Regions from separate parts of the Mus musculus genome. Here all the other regions are linked to region 5. Evidence: chromatin loops called from intact Hi-C (ENCODE). Cell type or tissue: left cerebral cortex. All regions are shown on one strand. Region 1 overlaps Pde4d (phosphodiesterase 4D, cAMP specific). Region 2 overlaps Pde4d (phosphodiesterase 4D, cAMP specific). Region 3 overlaps Pde4d (phosphodiesterase 4D, cAMP specific). Region 4 overlaps Pde4d (phosphodiesterase 4D, cAMP specific). Region 5 overlaps Pde4d (phosphodiesterase 4D, cAMP specific).

Region 1 (4,000 bases), 95 kb after region 5:
GGAGAGTGTAAATTCCTTTGTTCATTTTGGTTTTAAGTTCATGTAGTCATTTGGATGAGATTTAGGATGTCACCTCTCTCCCACTGTCCTCCTGCTCAGACACTCTTGTCCACCTGTCCACCCCTTTCAGTTCCCCGGGTTGCAACTCAAAGGAGGGCAGCGGATCTTGTACTTCTGTTGATCTTCAAGAGATTCATTGTCCATCACTCCCTCTGTGCTTCCCTAGTGCTGAGAATTTCCCCACAGGTATCTGCTTCCTTCAGAAACACTGCTTTATCTGTAACATCTCTCACTTGCGTTATTAGTTAGGGTCTATACAGAATAAATGGAGTATGTAGCTAAGACTCTAAGGACTATTCTTGGCTACATTCGCAGTCCTTTCTTGCGAAAATTATTACCGTGGTTCTCTTCAGCAATTCTTTTATTGCTAACAACCCTTTCCCAACTCTGCCATGGTTTTACGTCTTCCCATTGATCTGAGCCTGAGGACTTCTCCCTTACACTCCAAACTCTTTTCACCACACTGAGAACTAAATCTCCAAACAAAAGCAGGCTTTCCCACATTGCACATTGTGGCTTGTCCCTGTAGAGAGCCCTAAGCACCTTGCTTGAAGCTCAAACGGAAGCCACGCCCATCCTGTGGCTGGGGACCCAGGCCATTTCCTTTGTTTGGTATAACTCTCAACTAGAAGCAGAAAAACAAACAGTTGTGTCCCCTGCCCTCTGAGTTCATTCCCAACACCGACATTGCCCTCCAAGATCATGTCCAACACCGAAGTCTCTGGGTATGGTTTGAATGTCTCTCCCGTTGGCCTCATATGTCTGGGTGTGACTCACTGGAAACGACAACAGACAGTGACTTCATCCAATTCCTGATACACATTTGAGGAAGCAGGTACTTGTGGCTGGCCAGTCCTGGATTGAAGTTTCTTTAACTGGAATTATTATTTCCATGTGGCTCACTGAAAAGTATCGTAGATCTAGTGCAAAGGTCAACATACCTCTTCTCTAAGAGGGCCTGATCATAAACATTTTAAGCTTTGGGACTAAGGAGATCTCTCAGTTGGTAAAGTGGTTTCCAAGCATGAAGACTTGAGGTCAAATCCTAGAACCCATATTACACCAAACAAACCTAAACTGGACACGTGGTATAGGCTATGCTTGTAATCCTGGTGCTGATGAGGACAACTAGTTAGTCACTCTAGCCTGCATAAGAGGGAGCCCCAGGTCACTGAGAGACCCCCATCTCAAATAACAAAGTAGTTATGCTTGAAGAATGATGGCCATGGTTATGTTCTGACTTCCACATGCACATTTACACATCAGCAATAGTAACATAAACACATAAAAATCAGATGGATGGATGGATGGATGGATGGATGGATGGATGGATGGATGGATAGATAGATAGATAGATAGATAATAAAGTGTGTGCTTTAAAAACACAGTCTCCAAGTCTTTAACTGGCTAACTTGATTCTTTCCTGAGTCCTGTAGCTTTAATTGCTCTTGTTAATGAGTAGAACTGTGTGTCTAGCTTTGTGTTATCCCCCATGACGTTTTTTTCTCCCCTCGTTGGACTGAATTTCAGAATTTTAGAGGCAGTTTTCAAACATTTCAACTGTGCATCTGCTCCATTAGGTGACCTGCAGTGCCGCCCTGTGGCCAATGTGATGTCTGCAGCCACAGTCCTTGGTTGAAACTGGGATTCAACCACTTAGATTGTAACCAAATACAGGTTATCTAGAAAATCCACACAGTTTACTTTTGCTAAGAATGGGGGGGTCACTTTTTGCGCACTTTCCCAAGTTGCTTTATTGAATATTATATTTTTACTCCTTGCCCTACAGTCAGATAGTCAGATTTTCTCATCATTTGTGGGAAGAGGTACCTAAAAACAATTTATCACCCTAGAAATTATTACAGCAAATAAATCTACCTTTTAGAGTAATTATTAAGATTGATTCTAAGTTTCTGGTAAAAAACTAGCCAATAGCTGTGGGTGTGGGGTGGGAGGGAGTCTGTGTGTATATGTGTATGTGTGAGTGTGTGTGTGTGTGTGTGTGTGTGTGTGTGTGTGTGAGTTGGATGGTAAGATGTGATGAGCTATGGAGGTAAACACTTTAGTTCATCTCCACAGTTGCTCCCTGATACTAACCTTTATGATCTATGCACACATGTGTTTTCTATGCTTTGGGTGGGGGTGGGGGGGAGAGTCAGTGTCTTAGCAGTGTCTTAGGGCTGTAGAACCAACATCAGCAATGCTCCTCCCATTACTATACAACAGGACTGGTCCATTAAAAGGCTGGCCTGCTGAGTGACTTTTACCCAAACTCTCTGCTGCTCTAAAGGAGGCAAAACCAAACCAAACCAAAAACCAAACAAACAAAAGCAACAGCAACAACAAACAAGAACAAAAATCATAGCGGTGCATTTAGCAAAAAACCAGTAAGCAAGCATCAAAACAGACTGTGACTGGACCAGAAGTAAATACCCACGAAGAATCACTTAAATACAGACAGGTAGTGCTTAGTAATAAATCACAGACCATCTTAACAGCAAGCCTTACAGGCGTAGAAAGGATAGACGAGTTCACTGTTATCAGAATTTAGGAATATTACATCATGTCACAGGGTGAACGAACTGCAGCTTAACCCAGCATGAAGGTGAGCAACGTTCAGCACTTGCCCTCTGGTATTTCTCCTGCTATTGCCTGGGAGAGCCACTTCAGCTGCTAATAAGAGGGTGCTTCCGGTGCCTCAGACTGTATGAGAGATCACTTATGGGGAATGGGGGGTGGGGGAGAAGAGGCAGCCAAAGGGAAACTCCTTGGGGCTGTTAAAACCATGCTTTCTAAAGTCACACGCGTGAAAAGAAATGGTACAACCAGAAAAACCTGTGACCAGGTGACATAAGGGACAGTCGAGCACCTATTGGAACAGGATTTAGCATCCCCCTATGCCTGGCCACAGGGATCGGGGAAAGCATTCTGCTTTCCAAGCCTAAAGTCTTGGAACTCACCCAGATCTAAGGGAGTGGACATCTAAACGTGAGAAATCCTTTTGCAAACGGCTCAGGAGCAGCGCCCCAGTCACTGCAGGGAGGTTTGGTTATTTCTGTTTGTACAAATGAGAACTGCGTGAGAAAAGCCCCGCGCCTTGATGGGGGATACTTAGGAAGGGGCCACACGGGAGAATCCAAACCGAAACCTCTGGGGCTGAGGTTCCCGCAGTTCTCATCCGGACCCATGGCTTCCCTGTTGCCAGGGAAGAGGCTGGCTCAGGCAGGCAGATCATCTATGGGAGAGAAGATGACGCTCACTGTGCCTGAGGTCAGGACAGCCGATTGCTTTTTGGATAGCCTGGACTTCTGCGGCAACATTTGTGCCACAGGAAACAGTGCCGTTTCCCTTGAGGCCAAGTTCCCCTTAGCTCTGTCGGTGACCTTCACTATCCATGGCTTACCATTCTCCAAATCCCTCCTAACTACCCCCCACTGCCTCTTTCTTGCCACCTTCTTTCCCAATTATGCGTTTGGGGAAAGAGGCCCTCTTACCAAGTGAATCCGTTGCCACAGACATTAACACAGCCTCAGGTATTTAAGGTCAATACGCACCAAAAATGTTCCCACGTTTCACTGACCAAGACCATGCATCAACCTTGACCAAAATGCAGGTTAAGTTGGGGAGGTTAGAGGGCAGAGTAACCAGGAGAATGGGGGAAAGTCCTCTGTGGATCTGATGTGGTGACACGGGGGCTGACCGATAAGGAAGACGACACCAACAGGATTCAAACTAATGGAATCCAATCAGTGGGCACTGACTCCAGGTGACGATTCTTGAGAGCTGAGTTAGAGCTGAGGCACTCCGACAGGCTTTCATTTGCTAGATAGTTGCCACTTTCGTGCTCGAACATAAAAACCAACCGTCATTTTACAGTTTGGCAATGTTTGACCTGCGTTAGTTTAGTAGTAACACCCAAAGGATAAATAAGCAACAAAGA
Region 2 (4,000 bases), 76 kb after region 5:
ATGCATTAATCCAGTCAGATCCACGGTGGCCAGGAGAGAAACAGCTAATAAATGTTCTGAAAAACCAGCTGGGAGGCCTTCCTCTCTGCTGCTCCTTTTCCAGTCCAATTACAGGTGAAAAGATGCTATCTATCAGCGTGTCGTTTAAATTCAAATATAGAAAAGGTCTGTCGATTCTCTTTCATGGGCTTCTTGCCAAGATGAGAGAGTTGCCCACTGAGAGCTATATTGATGTTTTCACTGAAGCTCACGGTACTGATAAACAGTGAACGTGTCAGGGAACTGAATAACATTGGAGCCCGGTAATGTTAAAACTGAGAAGTTCAGGTGTATGTCCTCTTATCTTGGAACTTCAAGACAAAACCCACACCAAAGCAGAATTCTAAAATTAACAGCAAACACGATCTTCCCAGATGTTAGAAGAAGATGCGTTCTAGATGTTCATGTTCCGGTGAATTATGGAGGGCACCAGGGTGATGTCTCTGACTTTTTAATTAATAAAGGAAACACAAGTACCTGTTAAAACTACTTAGAAAGACTATTAAAAACTTGGGATATGAAAGGATACATGTGTGAAAGATGTCTTAATGTAGACACCAGCAAAGTGTTTCTAGATATTGCTAATAGTTTGGGATCCTTTTTAGTGAATAGGTGCGTCAAAATACGCCATTTGTTTTGTGGTTTAACCAAACCCTTAAGATGTAATTGCAGAGAAACTTGTTTTTCTTTCTTGGGGGGGTGGGGGTGGGGTTGCTGTTAAGCTGAAGGGTGGAGCCAGTGGAATTTGGGGAAACAGCTGCGGTTGAAGGAGGACTGCCAAACTCTCACAGCTGGCTGCAGAAACATTGATTATAAAGATAGCGGGCAAGTAATCCAGATAATTATATGTGTTAAGTAATTTACATAATTGGGCATATATACAAATGGATTTCTTCACTGAGTTATTGTTTTAACAGGAAAAAAATGAATCTACTAGTGGTAGACTATTTGATCAAGAGCTTAAGTGTTAATAAACCAAAAAAAAAAAAAAATGCAGGTGTTCTTGGACTAGGGATGTAGCTTGACGATGCTTGCTTAGCACACATGAAGCCCTCAGTTTGTATTCACACACACATACACAGAGAGAAAGAGGGGGGAGAGGGAGAGAAAAAGAGAGAGAGACGGGGAGGGGGGAGAACCAGAATGTGAGCTTTTAAAAGTTTCTTTATTAGATATTTTATTTACGTTTCAAATATTATCCTCTTTCCTGGTTTCCCCCCCCCCCGAAAGCCCCCTATCCCCTCCTTAGATACTCCATTTCCAGTTATGACTGAGCTTCTCCACTCTCTCTTTCTCTCTCTCTCTCCCTCCCTCCCTCTCCGTCTGTGTGTGTGTGTTCCTCTTACTTACACTCTATGCTTAGCCTAATCCTTTGTTACATACTTTCTTTGGGACCACTCTATGAACAACAGCACAAGAACACCTGGCTAAGTAAATACTCAGTGTGAAGGGTGACAAGTGTTACATGTGACTTCTCTCAGTACCACATTTATTTACGCAGCATGTCTTGCCTCCTCTCCAAGCCTTCGCCTAGGAATCTTTCCCAAAGAAGTCCTCCACTTCAACAGCCGCCTGGATGAATCACAGCTAGCACTTACAAAGAAGCCTGTTGGCCTACTCTTTTTTAGACATCACTTATGTTTAGTCCACATGGAACAGTGCTGTATCCCTAGGACTGGTGAGATGGAACCTTCTCTTCTGCTCGGATCTGAACTGCATCACTGCCTCAGTCTCCAAGTTGTATATGGGAGATGTTGGATGAGGGTTAGGTCAGTGCCTTTGACCCTTTAAACGACCCTTGGTCAGATCTACCCATCCACACATGCCAGCTAGTGAAGAGAGATTTGAACAAGCCACAAGTTAAAGCGATGCAGAGGAGAGGAGGGGAGAGGCTGAAGGAGAATCTCCAAGGTGACCCCCAAACTCTTCAAAATGTATTATCAAAATCATCTTTTTCTAGTACTACCTTGGTCATCTTTGGTTTTGTTTAGTTAGGTACCCAACCCTAACTTCCTCGAGTCCTTGCCTCTTTTAAAGAGGAAAATCATGTTCCTATGGCTGGACTTGGCAGATCTACTTTTATAGTTTCAAGTTTCCCTGTCAGTATCTTCACAGTTACTCAAGTGCTAGGTTCTCTCCCCCTTTCCCCTGCACTTATGAATTGCACTAGATTTAAAAACAAACAAAAACAAAGCAAAAGAAAAAACTTGTCACTGTGTTTTCTTTTTCTTTGGATGGAAATAATTTTTATGAATTACTTTGCTTTAACCACTTTTTATTTCCTTTCCTTAAGCCCTGTTCTATCAAAAACATTTATATTTTCTATTAGGCACATCATTTCCCCTAATCTGTATAAGTGTTATGTGAAGATAATAAGCTAATAAAGGCAATAAAACCTCAATTTCCTGTCTTAGTACAAGTGGAAATGACCTGACATAATTTGAAGAGTATGATTTTTTTTATTTTAATTCGTTTTCTTCATGTGGATCATTTCAATAGCACCTTTTGTGATATTATTTTTCAGCCACACTATTTCAAACAAGAAATTAGATGCTTTTTGTGAAGATTAAGTTCAGGTTGAGCCTCTTAAATGCCCAGCTGCCGTCCGTGGTCTTTTTCTCCACTGCTCCTCATGGCATTCAGCGGACTCTCTCCTAATGAGACTTCCACTGGACCTCGTCTGACTCCCACTTCTGTCTCTGAGCTTCCTTCTAAGTCCTTTTTTCCTAATGAGCATTTTCTGTCTTTCAATTAACATGTTTATGCTGAGGAGTAAAATGGAGTAAGAATCAGACAAAATGTGAACTGTGTAAACAGACATTGGATGGCTTAGTTAGTCACCAAGGTGCCGTGTGTGTGTGTGTGTGTGTGTGTGTGTGTGTGTGTGTGTGTGTATGTGTGTGTGTGTGTGTGTGTGTGGCCTCGAAAGTTAAATGTGGGAATGATAATCTTGAAGGTGAATTTCATCATCTGTGAAGAGGTAGACATATTTCTGAAATGCAGTGACATTTAACACGTCTGTGTTTCTACAATGGAATACTTCTTTCGGATAGTAAAGTTATTCTGTGGTTTTCAGAAGTTGGATAGTTGAATGGATTGGTGACTTGCTCAGTTTAAGTTGTGCTTCACTCAATCTACAGGATTGCTGTCTGCCTTTAATGAAGCAGGCTACTTGCTGTTCTCCCATTTTAATTGCAATGGTCCACTCTGCTTTATATCTTTACACTTTTACTGTGTGTGTGTGTGTGTGTGTGTGTGTGTGTGTGTGTGTGTGTGTGTGTGTGTGACTTGTCTGTCTGGCAGAAACTGAACCTTAACAGCAAGAACAAAAATAAATGGTGCATGGGGGGTTGAAGGGGAGGCTAAAAATCAAGTTATATATACTATCAAAACCCTTTTATCGAACCTTAACCTCAAATTCAAATCTGGTAATTTATTTTATGCCTAAATTGGGAATTAGCCATGTCCAAAAATCAAAATCAATCTCTCTCTCTCTCTCTCTCTCTGTTTGTATGTGCACTCACACACACGCATATGCACACATGTGTGTATGGGTGCTTGCTTGTCTGGTTGGACTCAAGTCCATTAGTTACTATCCTTGCTGTCAGTGACATTCCTAGAGACCGTCCCTGTGCTGGGGAGGATGTTTGAACGTGTCAATGGAAGAACACTGAGAGCCTCTCTAAGTCTAATAGTCAGACAATGGCCTCATTGTCTATCTCTGTTTGGCACTAATTGATAACAGCTTTTCTTGATAGGAGTCTAATCTTCCTTTTCTATTAAAAATAAAGAGCCTTGTTATTCCCACTTCCCAGTTATTGCTTCTAGGCCTGTGATTGCCTTCCTGGCAAATATTGTACAAAGAAATTGATATGTATGATTCTGCCAAAACGAGACTTCCATGTGATAGGCAAGACTCAAAACTAGGCTCTTTGATATTTAATACTTTTCAAATATCCAC
Region 3 (4,000 bases), 69 kb before region 5:
GACCAAGTAATCTAATATTACAGCAACAAAATAATTTTGGATGGCTCCTAATTTACATTTAAATCATTCTCATGGAGGCATTATTGTAAGCATAAACAAAGAGATTACTTTGAGCAACAAAGGCCTTTACACCTGAGAAATACATTAACTATAACATTTCAAATTATGGGTTTTAGTAAACATATCTAAAAAGGCATTATATGGATTGGAATAGCTTTGCTTCTGGAATTTATTTTTCTAATAGTCTGTCTGAAAAGGAACAGTGCTAGCCTTCTTTCTCTGGGTGAGTTGTGGAATAGGATACTTAGTGGGAGCCAGTTAGAGCTGAGAACAATGGAATTTCCAAGTCAAGAGCCATGTGATTGTTTTATTGTAATTTTTATTAAAGCTATTCTGTGACAGTTCCATATGTGTGTGTGATGCACTCTGGTTGCTTTCACTCCTTCTCCTCCCTTATTTCTCTCCACTCCATCAGGTCTCCTCCCATACTCCCTCTCTCATATTTGCGTACTTTTGTTTTGTAACCACTGTATATAAATAACTAGGAGCAGCGTCCTGCGTGACCATGGGTTTAGAAGTGTCCCTTTGAGCGTGGCAAGCTCTCTAGTGGGTGCTCAATTAAGGCCAGTGCCTGCACCTTCCACAGAGTAGATGTAACCAATGAGTTAGCAGAGAGGGAAGGGCCCTGTGCATTCCTCCCCAGCCCCAATTGACTAATGGCAGACTCAACCCTGCATGCATAAGAGATAGGACTAAGATCCTGGCTTAAGACATTGAATGATGAAGGCAATCACAGGTGATAAAAGGAGTCAAATTTCACAACTATCTGGGAGCAAACAAGAGCCTTGTAGTATGGGAAGGGACATGCTCCGTTACAGTACTCTAGTTGTGAATACATGCTAGGTACTTGGAATTTATACTGAAATGCTTATTGGATTGACTAATTTACTTTAAACCTACAGGTTTCAAGGTGTTTTGTTTTCATAACAGAATAAACCAAGATCAAAATCTCAAGAAAAGATTGGATTATAACTTATATATTCATTGTTAATTGAAATGGTACCAATGGACGCTTCCAAGTGCCCTATCCTGAGGTTATCACAACAAAATCTAGAAGCTTCTTTCATATTGATTACATATTTTATTTGACTCATCTCAATGAGTGGAGAACATAGATTTTTAAAATATATTCTCTATATATTTTATTAGTATAGGGACCCCAAAATATGTTTTTCTTGTTCATATTGCTTAGTATCTCTGCTGAGAATGTATAGCCTTATGGACTCTGTCAAAATCGAGTTAAGAAATCATTACGGTGGGACTAGAGGGATGGTTCACTGGTTAGGAGGACTTCTTCCCTTTGCAGAGGACCCAGGTTGCAAAGGACATTGGTAGCTCACAACCATCTGTGACTCCACTTCCAGAGGACATGGCACCTTCTACTGACCTCTACAGGAGCCAGGCTTACACACGATCCACAGGCATTCATGCAGACAACACTCATGATATAAAATTCATTTTTTAAAGAAACGGTTGTGGAAATAGAAGATTGAGATTTGATTCCCAGAGTTCAGTCCTGTTAATCAGTAGAGGAAGCTGGCCATCTTAGAGGTGTTGACAAGATTAAAAACAAACAAAAGCAATGCAGAGTGCATCACCTCATTGTGAATAGAGCTGTGTTTCTTACCTGAACAATAGAATGGCACATTTTAGCAGAAAGCATAATTAAAGTAGGGGTACTCTCCGTGTAGATGGAGTATAACTTAGTGATGAAAATCCAAACCAGAGAACATTAAGTGTGGTTATTCACAATCTCATTTGTTGTGCTGGGGAACAGATTTGTCTTCTCAACTCTGGGGTTAAATTAGGATAGAGAATGTGTGTGTTGGAAGGCAGCCTGTTTCTCCGTTCTGCTGTCTTATGGCTTTTGGTATGGCTCAATGCCATTGTGTTCTAGTAAAAATTACCATTTGATGGACTGCTGGGAGAGCAGGCAGGGAGTGGGGGTGTGAGAAGCGTGGGCGAGTCCCTACAAATGTGAAAAGAATGGTTCCTTAGTCGTGTTTGGGAGCGTTGCTCAAAATTCTTCACGTTCACGGAGTGAAGCATTAAGGAATTAGAATATTTCTTTTTAAAAACAGGGAACTAGAACTAATGTCTGTTCCTCTGAGGCAGGCTTTCGTCCATGTATGAAAGCATTATCTTAAGAACTCCTTTGGCGTATTGGAAGGTCTCTGATGCATTACATAAAGAGAAGTAGGAGTGGACCTTGCTTCCCAAAGCCTTGCCCTCTACTTAAGCACTGTGACCCCCGATGGAGGAGAGTGATAACTTGAGTCTCTTTCTACAGCATCTGAATAGCTAGATCTACCAGGGCAGATTGTACACATAATCTTCTCCACTCTCTTTCTTTCTTTCTTTCTTTCTTTCTTTCTTTCTTTCTTTCTTTCTTTCTTTCTTTTTTCTTCTGCAGAAAGTGTTCAGCTCTGTAAAGTAGACAGTGGCTGAAATTTGGAGCTGAGATCAGCTTAGCTGCATTGTCCCCCTGAAGTGCAAAATTTAAAAAGTGTTCATAGCAAGTTAGTATTTGTAGTGAGAAAGAAACCACTACAGATTTTAAATAGAATGTGGCTTATATTATAAATATCATGAATCATTTTAAAAACTGTGTTTTGTTAGCTGTAACACAGTTCTATAACTTTTACTCTAGACTTCAACTACATGCTCTTTGATGGATTCTTCAAGTGAAACTTAATGTACCCTGTATAAACACATTAAAAAGAAAAAGTCAAGCCTTTCTCAAGTATGGCTTATTTTTAAATTATTATTAGTTAAAAAATGGTAACTTTGTATAAATTATGAAAGCAGGTGTCAAGTTTTAAGAAATTTTTACCATGTATTGTATGAATGAACTAAGTGATTTCAGAGCATTTGCAGGGTGTGTTTGTGGGGATAGTGATTAGTGCGATGTATCTTCTCATTCGGTGAATGCTTTGTCATCCAGGTCTTGGCTATGTGTCATAACATAAATCCAGGTCTTCTTCATTAATGTCAGTATGCCATGTCAAATTAGAAAAAATAAATAAACTTTTCTCAATATGTTAATTTGATTCACCCTCTCATGATTAATTAAATTGTCAAGCTTTTCCTGGTAGTCATTTTTCTTAAAAACCTCTCTCTCTCACTCTCTCTCTCTCTCTCCCTCTCTTCTCTCTCTCTCTCTCTCTATGTGTGTGTGTGTGTGTGTGCGTGCGTGTGAGTGTACATATGCATGTATGTGTGTGTTTCTGATTACCCCCTTTGAAATTATCTGGGAAAATGGTTACAGTTTTCTTCCTGGTATATTTCTTGATTTCATCAGTCAGCTTTATTACACTTTTCATATTTCAATAACAAGATTCAAAATTTCATCTCAATGATTTGTTTTTTACATTTCTTTAATAAATGAACTTAAAGATAAAAAAGGTACTATTCAGACACATCTGTATTGAGTTCAATAATTCCCCACCAGTATTATTGAGAGATTCCAAACATTTCTCCAACTCCACTGTATGCTTGCTATTGGGAGGCCATTTGTTTTAGTATTTCTGCAGCATATGATTGAATGAGCACATGGACCAGATGCATTCTCAGAGGTACTGATGATGCTTATGTAGGCAGAATCCCCAACTTAAACCAAAGTGTCCTCTGCTCCTCCTGCTTTTCTGAAACTCCCAAGACACACACACGCACACACACACATGCACACACACACACACACACACGCACACACACACGCACACACACGCACGCGCACACACACACACACACACACGCACACGCACACACACACACACACACACACACACACGCACACACACACATGCACACATACACACACGCACACACACACACGCGCGCACGCACACACACACACACACCACTTGCCTTTCTCGTATGCCTCGTTCATGCTGCTTTTGTTTTTAGTGCCTACATCCCCCTCTAAAATATTGTTTCTTTT
Region 4 (4,000 bases), 55 kb after region 5:
TTCCAAGGTGATCAATAACTGACAATTACCATAAATGTGCAGTTTCCTTCACTCCCATATTCACATAAAAACTGACAAGGTTGTGTAACAAATTGTATATGCGTGCAGGTTCCGAATCCACACAGCTAACGCACTCATGAATTATTCAGTGAATCTTGCTTCAATAGGATTTCTGTGTCACTTTGATGTGTGACCAGTTTTAGATAATACATTAAACGCTATACGTTATGAGACACTCACTGGGTATATTGTTCAAACCACATCTTGTGTTGGCGACTCTGTTACGGTTCCTGCCAGTTGCCTTTCTTCAGATTTCCCTATGTATTTTAGCCATTGAACAAATATGTCCTCGCCTATCTGGGCCTGGATATTCACCATTGTCAACTATGCAAACATGAAAGGGGGGAAAAAAGCAACTACTATTGTCCTGGGGTTGCTCTTGGTGTAGAAAAAAAAAAAAAAAAAAAAAGCAAGTACCCTAAATGGGAGAAGCCCTGGGGACAGGACTTCATGGCTCAGACCTGCAGGCTGAAGAGAAGCTGCTGCAGGAAGGGAGAGCAGAAGTGGCCCAGGTTTCCATATGGCTGAGTAACAAATGAGTGTAGCCAGGGGGCTTCAAGCATCACTCGGTACCTTAGTTTCTCTGACATGGGAGTCCAGCTCAGATGACCTGGCCCCAGGGGCCTCACAGGCTGCAAGCAGGTGCTCATTCTATTCATTCACATGACTTCTGATTGAGATTTCTCCCAGGCTCCTCCACGCCATAGGCAGCAGTCAGTTCCTGGAATTATAGGACTGGTTTCCGCTTCCTTGCTGAAGGTCGATCTGGGGTTATTTCTGCTCCTGCTGCTGTCTGCTGTCCCTACCCTCTTATACCCCCCTCTCAGAATACCCATGGGCTCCTTCAAGGCCAGCAGGAGAACGTGCCCCTTTTAGGAAGGGCCTAGTTACTCAGCTGGTATTGACTTCCTCTTGAAGTCAGACCCAGCCAAGATAACCAGCCTTTCGATTAACTCAAAAGCACCTGATACAGGATTGTTGATTCCCATCCTCCATATTCTATAAACCGGTCATGGGGAGAACTGATCATTAGGCTTCCAGGCCAGTGTCTCATAAAAGAGAAGGGAATTATGTAGGCTGTATACATATGTGGACAAGAATGCTGGGGGCCCTAGCACAATTCTGGCCATACAAGAAAGCATAGTTCAATCAAGAAAATATGGCAGAAGTCCTATATAGAAAAATAGCAATTTCCAATATGAACAGACTAGATTATAATGTGTAGGTTAATAACCAGTGCATATTCTATAACACAAATATTTAAAGATCAATTTCAAAATATATTTTGAAATATGGAAAATTATATTCATAAATTACTAAGTGAGAAACTCATGATCTGTGTTTAAGCAATGTGATATCAGTTTTTTAAAAATACACGCATATACATATACAAATATGCACATATATATCATGAAAGACTATAATTAAATACATCCATGTTAGTCTTCAATATTTTGGGGGTGGGAAATGTGGATAATTTAGACAGTCCTTATCCTGTTCCTTGTTTCTAATATTATTCTCAATCAGCATCTCTTTTAATACTATGAGGCCAGGAATGGAGGTGCAGGCTTGTAATCCCATCACTGTGTAAGCAAAGGCAAGACCATCACCATGAAGTCAGTGTCAACCAAGGCTCCATAGTGAGTTAATCCAAGGCCAACCTGAGCTACAGAATGGGATATTGGCTCAAATGAAAACAACTTATTTTTGGGAATTACAAACACAAACCTCAACAGAGTTGTCTTTAAAAATCATTTGTGAGATTTTTTTTTCTTCCCCAGATATTTTGCCAGGTTGAAAGCAAGCTAAGGCATTGTCAACCTATTGGCTCAACAAATGCAATGACTAGTTGATAGAAGTAAATTCCTGACTCAGTCAAGAATGCCAAGAATTCAGGAGCTGCCCAAGAGTGTGTCTGAAGGCTAAATAACAGGTAGAAGACCAAAATTAACCTTTTCACCCATTTCCTTATATCTAGAAATCCAGGCAAGTAAAATTCCAGTTAACCCAGGGCTAATTACAAACAGTATGCAAATGACCCAAACTTTCAGTGATCAGTCAAACTCCCTGTATGGCATAGATGTTTAATCAATTATGATTGTCAGTATTCACTGGATGTAAGCTGACAGGGAGGAAAAGATGACTGGCTGGTGGAGAGATGGCTCAGGAATTAAAGAGTACTAAGTGTCATGAAGACTTGAAGAAAACCTGGCACCCTCATCTGGTCTTCATAGGTAGCAGACATGCCCATGGCACAATACAAACACACACACACACACACACACACACACAGAGAGAGAGAGAGAGAGAGAGAGAGAGAGAGAGAGAGAGAGAGAAACTAACAACTACATTTTATTTTCAAATCTTTAAAAGGAAGAAAGAGATGGCTGGAGGAAGCACATTCTATTTCCTACAATGGTACAGTCTACGCAGGAACAGTTTTAAGCAGAGATAACCTACACAATATCACATCCAGGATTACTCTCAGGTGTCCGCCTGGGAGAGGAAGAAAGACAACCAGAAGGGAGGTGGGAAATCAGAAACATTGACAACCTAGTTCTTCAGACACAGCTTCAAGTTTCAAGAGAGCAGTTAACAGCAAAGGGGAAAAAGTATTTTTAGATGTTGTTTGGGAGGTGAAAGGATTTTTCTGGGGGAGGGGAGAGAAGGGGGCAGGAAATGGGCAGATGAGATTTTTTTTTTTTTCTGGCACTGCAAAATCTCAGAGATTTTTGACTTGCAATATGACAAAATGAGGTTTTCATCTCTCTTGCTTAAAAAAAGGAAGGAAAGAAAGAAGGAAAGGAGGACACACTAGAAAATGTCAATGTGAGACATAAACAGACCACATTTCTAATTCATGGCAAGGTGGCTAAAATAACAATTCTTAAAATACGTATCTTAAAATTAGATTTTTGACCTTCGATAGGGCTTATCACGCTATTTATACTGTGGCAGTAGGAGCTGCTTCTTCAGTGGCCGCCTCATCAAAGGCATGACTCATGCTTCCTAAAGCATTTACGCCATATGTTTCCTGGGGTAAAAGAAAAAAAATGCATATTTTTTATACAATTACCGAAACCTGAACAGAAACACTAGGAATCATTTAAAAGATGCTTTTGGAAGCATGTCAAAAGTTGATTTGTGAAAACTAACATTTCATTAGACATTTGGCTGGAACGGTCATTAGGTCATTTATGACTATAAACAAGCAATTGTACTGTTGTCTACCTTCATCACAAAGGGAAAAAAATAGATTAAAAGAACTGTTTAGCAGCAGAGCACAGGTAGGAATGAAACATGCTCTATATTCAGAAATTTTAAAACATTCTAAACGACCTGAAATGAATCATTTTAACATTGAAAGAAGGAAAAAAAATAAGTTGACTGACATTTGGTGGCATTCTGTGTGTGTACAAGTCCTGACTCTGAGGTAATGAGACACATCATTTTATAGCCATTTGAAATTGAAATGGACATAACATGATTATTAGCCCTTTGCTCAAATATATTTATGCAATATAAAAGCTGTACTGAAAAAGTCCTGGGGGGGGGTGATTTCCGTTTAAGGGCTGGGAAAATTCTCTTTTTAATACAACAGATGTCTATCAGAGTTCCAAATAAGGAACCCTAATTTCCCACGTGCCGTTCAAAGCAGTTGTCATTTCCTTTCCTTCTATGCATGTCATATATTCTCCATCACAGTTACCTGGTCCCTGGACTCCCTGTCCCGAGCTGCACTCTCATATTGTCACGAATGCCAGGAACCAGTGTTCTTGTCACCAGCAGCCTGGGAGACTAGGGACATCCCCTCACTTCTCCTGTAGACTCTATGCCTACTGATTTGATTCTGCATCCTTAGCATCCTGCAGACAGTGCCTAACCATGCCTTCTCATAATATGGTCCAGCCCTCCCTCCATCCTCCTCTCCTCACTAATG
Region 5 (4,000 bases):
TGGGCTGGAGTGATGGATCAGTGGTTAAGAGTACTAGCTGGTCTTCCAGAGGTCCTGGGTTCAATTCCCAGAAACTACATGGTGGCTCACAACCATCTGAAATGGGACCCAATGCCCTCTTCTGGTGTGCCTGCAGACAACAACAATGCACTCTACTCATATACACTAAATAAGTCTTTTAAACAATCATCTATGGGAATTATGTCAAACTGAAAATTCTGCAAATAGGGAATATGGCAAATGGTTTCTGTGAACGTAAAAGAGTTCCTGGACTTTAATTTTACGCTATGAACAAATCAAAGTCTTTTAAACACAACGGAAGTTATAGATAAAAGAAAATGTTCCTCGGTCCCATGGAAGTAGCCAACTGGCAATGAGAAGCAGGTCAGATTGGAATCATTCTGATTAACCTGGAGAAAAGGATCATAAACCGTTTGACCGTTACCATCTGCAAAGGTAGGGGTTTTAGGTGGAGTCATGGTACTACAGTTTGGGGAAGGAAATGGATGGGAAACACTTCCTTGAAATGGTTCCTGATGTTAACAAGGCTAAGAATGGTAAGGAATAAAAACCCAATTATGCTCCAGAACATTTTATTATTTTCTTTCTGTTCACATTTGGGAAGATACTGGCTCAATTCTCCTCTAGGAAATAGAATATACTTTCATCATTGTCACACTTGTGTCTTCCAAGGGAGGTGTGCTTAGTCATGTACAGTTTACATTCTTCATGGGGGAAACAGTGCTTCAGAGACATTTGCCTCCTTCCTCTCGGGACCTCCTTTCTCAGAGTCTGTGCATGGTCCAAATGTGAGCAAAATGCCCAAGGCTAAGGACTGAAGGAAAGGGACATTTCCAATCATGAGTAGCCATTACAGCTGCTCCAGGGGTCTTGTGTCCTGTGTCCAGCATTAAACTATTGCCATTTCCAGAAGAAGATGTTTGTGTATTTCATGGGCTGTTCTTACTTGTGAGCAAAGGACATCTAACTTCACTATCTTCTCTACTGCCGTTTACCTCACAGCAGCTCTACCGAGCAGTCACTGTGTAGAGGTGGTTGGGTTTTCAACACGCTGAAGCTTCCTGATTCTAAATACTCTCGTACACATTCAACCATGTTATGACTTTCTGCAGGGAACAGAATGATTAAGCTGCCGATGAGTTACTGTGAGACCTAAGTATCTGACAACTAACGGGTAGTACCATGGTGACTTCTGCAGTGACAAATGGTAGAATGAGTCGTCAGGAGCTGGCATATGATCTTTCAGTGATACAACAATCTCAAAGAAAGTACGTGAAATGTCCTCACAGTGCTATGAAATTACCTTAACGTTTAAAAAATTTTTGATATTGAAGGAAAAATGCTAATTCTAGGAGATAGAAGTTGCACACGGACTGTAGCATCAAAGGTGACTGTTTCTGTGAAATGATGGCAACAGCAGGTTTTTAAATTCTTTGGTAATAGAGCTAGGGTCTATGAAATGTGGCAGGAAAGCAAAACTGCAGCCAAGCTCGGAAGCTAGCAGCCCCTAAAGATAACCAGACATCTGTGACCAGGCTTAAGTTTGGTCAGAGAGCTCAGCTGGACTTTCCTAATCATAAGACTGTTCATCTTGATTCCCAGCTACCTCTCCTCTCCAGGACCAAAACACTAGCTGGAGTATGTCCAGAAGGAAACAGTGAGCAATTTTCCTTCTGTAGGAAAGATTCACAGAATATTTAATCCTATGGCAGAGAAATAGACTAAATTAATCTAAAATATTAGATCTTCGTGCAGATCCATTTTTTGTAGCTACACACAGACACAACGTTCCTTGCAACTTTGACAGGTAGCATCCCTTTTCTTTGGAAGCCTGCATCCTGCGACTCATTTTCAACAAGCTCTGAGAACCAGCCAGAAATCATCAAATCCATTTCTGTGAGAGGAGAGGACTTAGTCAAGCGTCGAAGAGCAAACCTCAGGGCAGTGGGGAGCAGAGAGGGAGGGAGGCGCGGGCACAGGGAGGGGAAGGATCCAGAGAGCAGGTCTGACTCCTGACTGGCTGGAGTGCTTTTGGAGAAAGTCAGAGCTCCAGCTGGTCAGTCGGGAGCTGTCCAACTTTTCAGCAGCTCTGAGATCCAGGTTCAGGTGCCCGGACTCAAGAGAAGGCTACTGCTGCGAAGAGCAGATTCTATAGAGCTAGCTGCCAACAGTCCCTAATCTCAGCGGAGGAACGAAGAGAAAAGAGAGGGGAAAAAGAAACCGACCATCAGAGAAGCCTCGCCTGCCAATCTTGGTTACTTGGGAGCATCCAGCGCGCCTTTCTGCCTCTGCTACGGAGCAAGGATCCCTGTGGCGATCGCTCCCGCTAACAGAGCCCCCTCTCGGTGGCCAGGAGCCTCTGACCGCTACAAGTCGGAAGCTGAGCCCAGCCTCTGGCGCCTCGGCAAGCGGCGGCAGCAGGAGCCGGGAGGCGCTCAGGCTGGTGTGGTGGACCCGGCGGGGCAGCGGGGCACAGAGCCGGCCAGGATGGAGGCAGAGGGCAGCAGCGTGCCGGCCCGGGCGGTCAGCGAAGAGGGCAATGACAGCGCTGGCGGGGCCGCTCTCAAAGCCCCTAAGCATCTCTGGAGGCACGAGCAGCACCACCAGTACCCGCTCCGGCAGCCCCAGTTCCGCCTCTTGCACCCCCATCACCACCTGCCCCCGCCGCCGCCACCCTCGCCCCAGCCCCAGCTGCAGCCACCGCCACCGCCCCCACTGCCACCACCCCCGCCACCACCCGGAGCTACCCGTGGTCGCTACGCCTCAAGCGGGGCCAGCCGCGTCCGGCACCGCGGCTACTCGGACACCGAGCGCTACCTGTACTGCCGTGCCATGGACCGCACCTCCTACGCGGTGGAGACAGGTCACCGGCCGGGCCTGAAGAAATCTAGGATGTCCTGGCCCTCGTCTTTCCAGGGACTCAGACGGTGAGTAGAGAGCGCCCCTCCCCCACTCAGGGAAAGGGTCACCTCCCCTCTTCTCCCACTCTGTCTGTTAACCAGTCACCACCAATCTTGGAATCCAGGGTCAAATTCAAGAAACTCAGGGAGGGTGAGCAGGGGCGTGTCTGTCCTTGCCCTAGAAGATATAATGCAGGTGTGTAATAGACGTGAAAGTAAAGTATAATCGTTCAGTGGTGTGTGTGTGTGTATGTGTGTGTGTGTGTGTGATGTGTTTTACCGGTTTATTGGTTTATTTGAGCCATGCACCTCCCTCTCCCCGCTCCTCCATCCCACCCCAGCAGTAAGATGAAACCTAATTCAGTTTGTTTCTAGTAGAGGGAGGGAGGGTGAAGGCGCGAAAGCTGGGGGTGGGGGAGGCTGCAGTGCAACCTTGGAAACCACCCATAAATCTGTCCACTCACCCCAGAAAGGAGGGATCAGCCAGGCAGATCTGACCAGAGAGTGCACACACAGGGTGTGGAAGACAGTTTGCTCGCTGCTCGCTCGCAGGGTTGCAGCACATACAGCCTGAGCACAACTCTTGTCAAGTCCAGAAGTAAATTGAACAGCAAAGGGGAGAACAAACACGTGGGTGACTTGGAGAGTTTGGAGCAAAATGTTCAGCAATCCTTAGGAGAGAGCGAGAAGGAGGAGGGATGGAAGCGAGGATGTTGTGGGAGTTACTGTGTCCGTGTGTGTCCGTGTGTGTGTATGTATGTGTGTGTGCGTGCACGCGCGCATACAACCAGAATGTGATGGATCGGTGGTCCCTGAACCATCCTCGAAAGAAAGCGCCTCATTTTAGTAGCAAGCAAGAGATAGAGATGTGATTATAGTGATTTCCCCTTAACATAAAGTGCTCCGGAAGACAGGGTAGGGAAACTACATGTCAGCTCAGAGTTTTAATAGATGCTGCGGAAAGAGTAGTGTAAAGGACAATTACAGTGGTTGAGCAATCACCTCATTCTTAACTCAAGGGTGGAGGTGGGTTTTGGTCCTATTTGGCCCTAAGGCCGTGGATCCCTTCCCACACACAC

The links. Peaks named below come from ENCODE experiments on the same cell type or tissue, not always from the same donor. Only the 100,000 strongest peaks of a DNase experiment are listed, where the experiment ranks them.
Region 1: a loop joins it to region 5, with 5 times the contacts of the local background. A loop is called at or near these places in 6 of 42 quality-filtered maps.
Region 2: a loop joins it to region 5, with 2.5 times the contacts of the local background. A loop is called at or near these places in 4 of 42 quality-filtered maps.
Region 3: a loop joins it to region 5, with 2.4 times the contacts of the local background. A loop is called at or near these places in 3 of 42 quality-filtered maps.
Region 4: a loop joins it to region 5, with 7 times the contacts of the local background. A loop is called at or near these places in 2 of 42 quality-filtered maps.

What each region holds. Positions count from the first base shown.
Region 1 is chr13:109,208,945-109,212,944 of GRCm38, forward strand. The region is part of intron 3 of Pde4d (phosphodiesterase 4D, cAMP specific); the gene reads left to right. Among named protein-coding and RNA genes, the nearest start is that of Mir582, 110 kb to the right of the region's middle. In left cerebral cortex, a CTCF peak has its summit at 1,663 (motif pointing left); DNase peaks (open chromatin) are centred at 1,662 and 3,983; H3K4me3 peaks cover 701 bases.
Region 2 is chr13:109,189,765-109,193,764 of GRCm38, forward strand. The region is part of intron 3 of Pde4d (phosphodiesterase 4D, cAMP specific); the gene reads left to right. Among named protein-coding and RNA genes, the nearest start is that of Mir582, 130 kb to the right of the region's middle. In left cerebral cortex, no CTCF peak of the experiment used is centred here; a DNase peak (open chromatin) is centred at 1,612.
Region 3 is chr13:109,045,365-109,049,364 of GRCm38, forward strand. All of the region lies in intron 3 of Pde4d (phosphodiesterase 4D, cAMP specific), which reads left to right. Among named protein-coding and RNA genes, the nearest start is that of Mir582, 280 kb to the right of the region's middle. In left cerebral cortex, no CTCF peak of the experiment used is centred here; a DNase peak (open chromatin) is centred at 1,974.
Region 4 is chr13:109,168,830-109,172,829 of GRCm38, forward strand. All of the region lies in intron 3 of Pde4d (phosphodiesterase 4D, cAMP specific), which reads left to right. Among named protein-coding and RNA genes, the nearest start is that of Mir582, 150 kb to the right of the region's middle. In left cerebral cortex, no CTCF peak of the experiment used is centred here; DNase peaks (open chromatin) are centred at 2,249, 2,642, 2,806, 2,977 and 1 more place; H3K27ac peaks cover 1,480 bases.
Region 5 is chr13:109,114,133-109,118,132 of GRCm38, forward strand. All of the region lies in intron 3 of Pde4d (phosphodiesterase 4D, cAMP specific), which reads left to right. Among named protein-coding and RNA genes, the nearest start is that of Mir582, 210 kb to the right of the region's middle. In left cerebral cortex, a CTCF peak has its summit at 2,372; DNase peaks (open chromatin) are centred at 1,159, 1,667, 2,096, 2,316 and 2 more places; H3K4me3 peaks cover 2,834 bases; H3K27ac peaks cover 1,853 bases.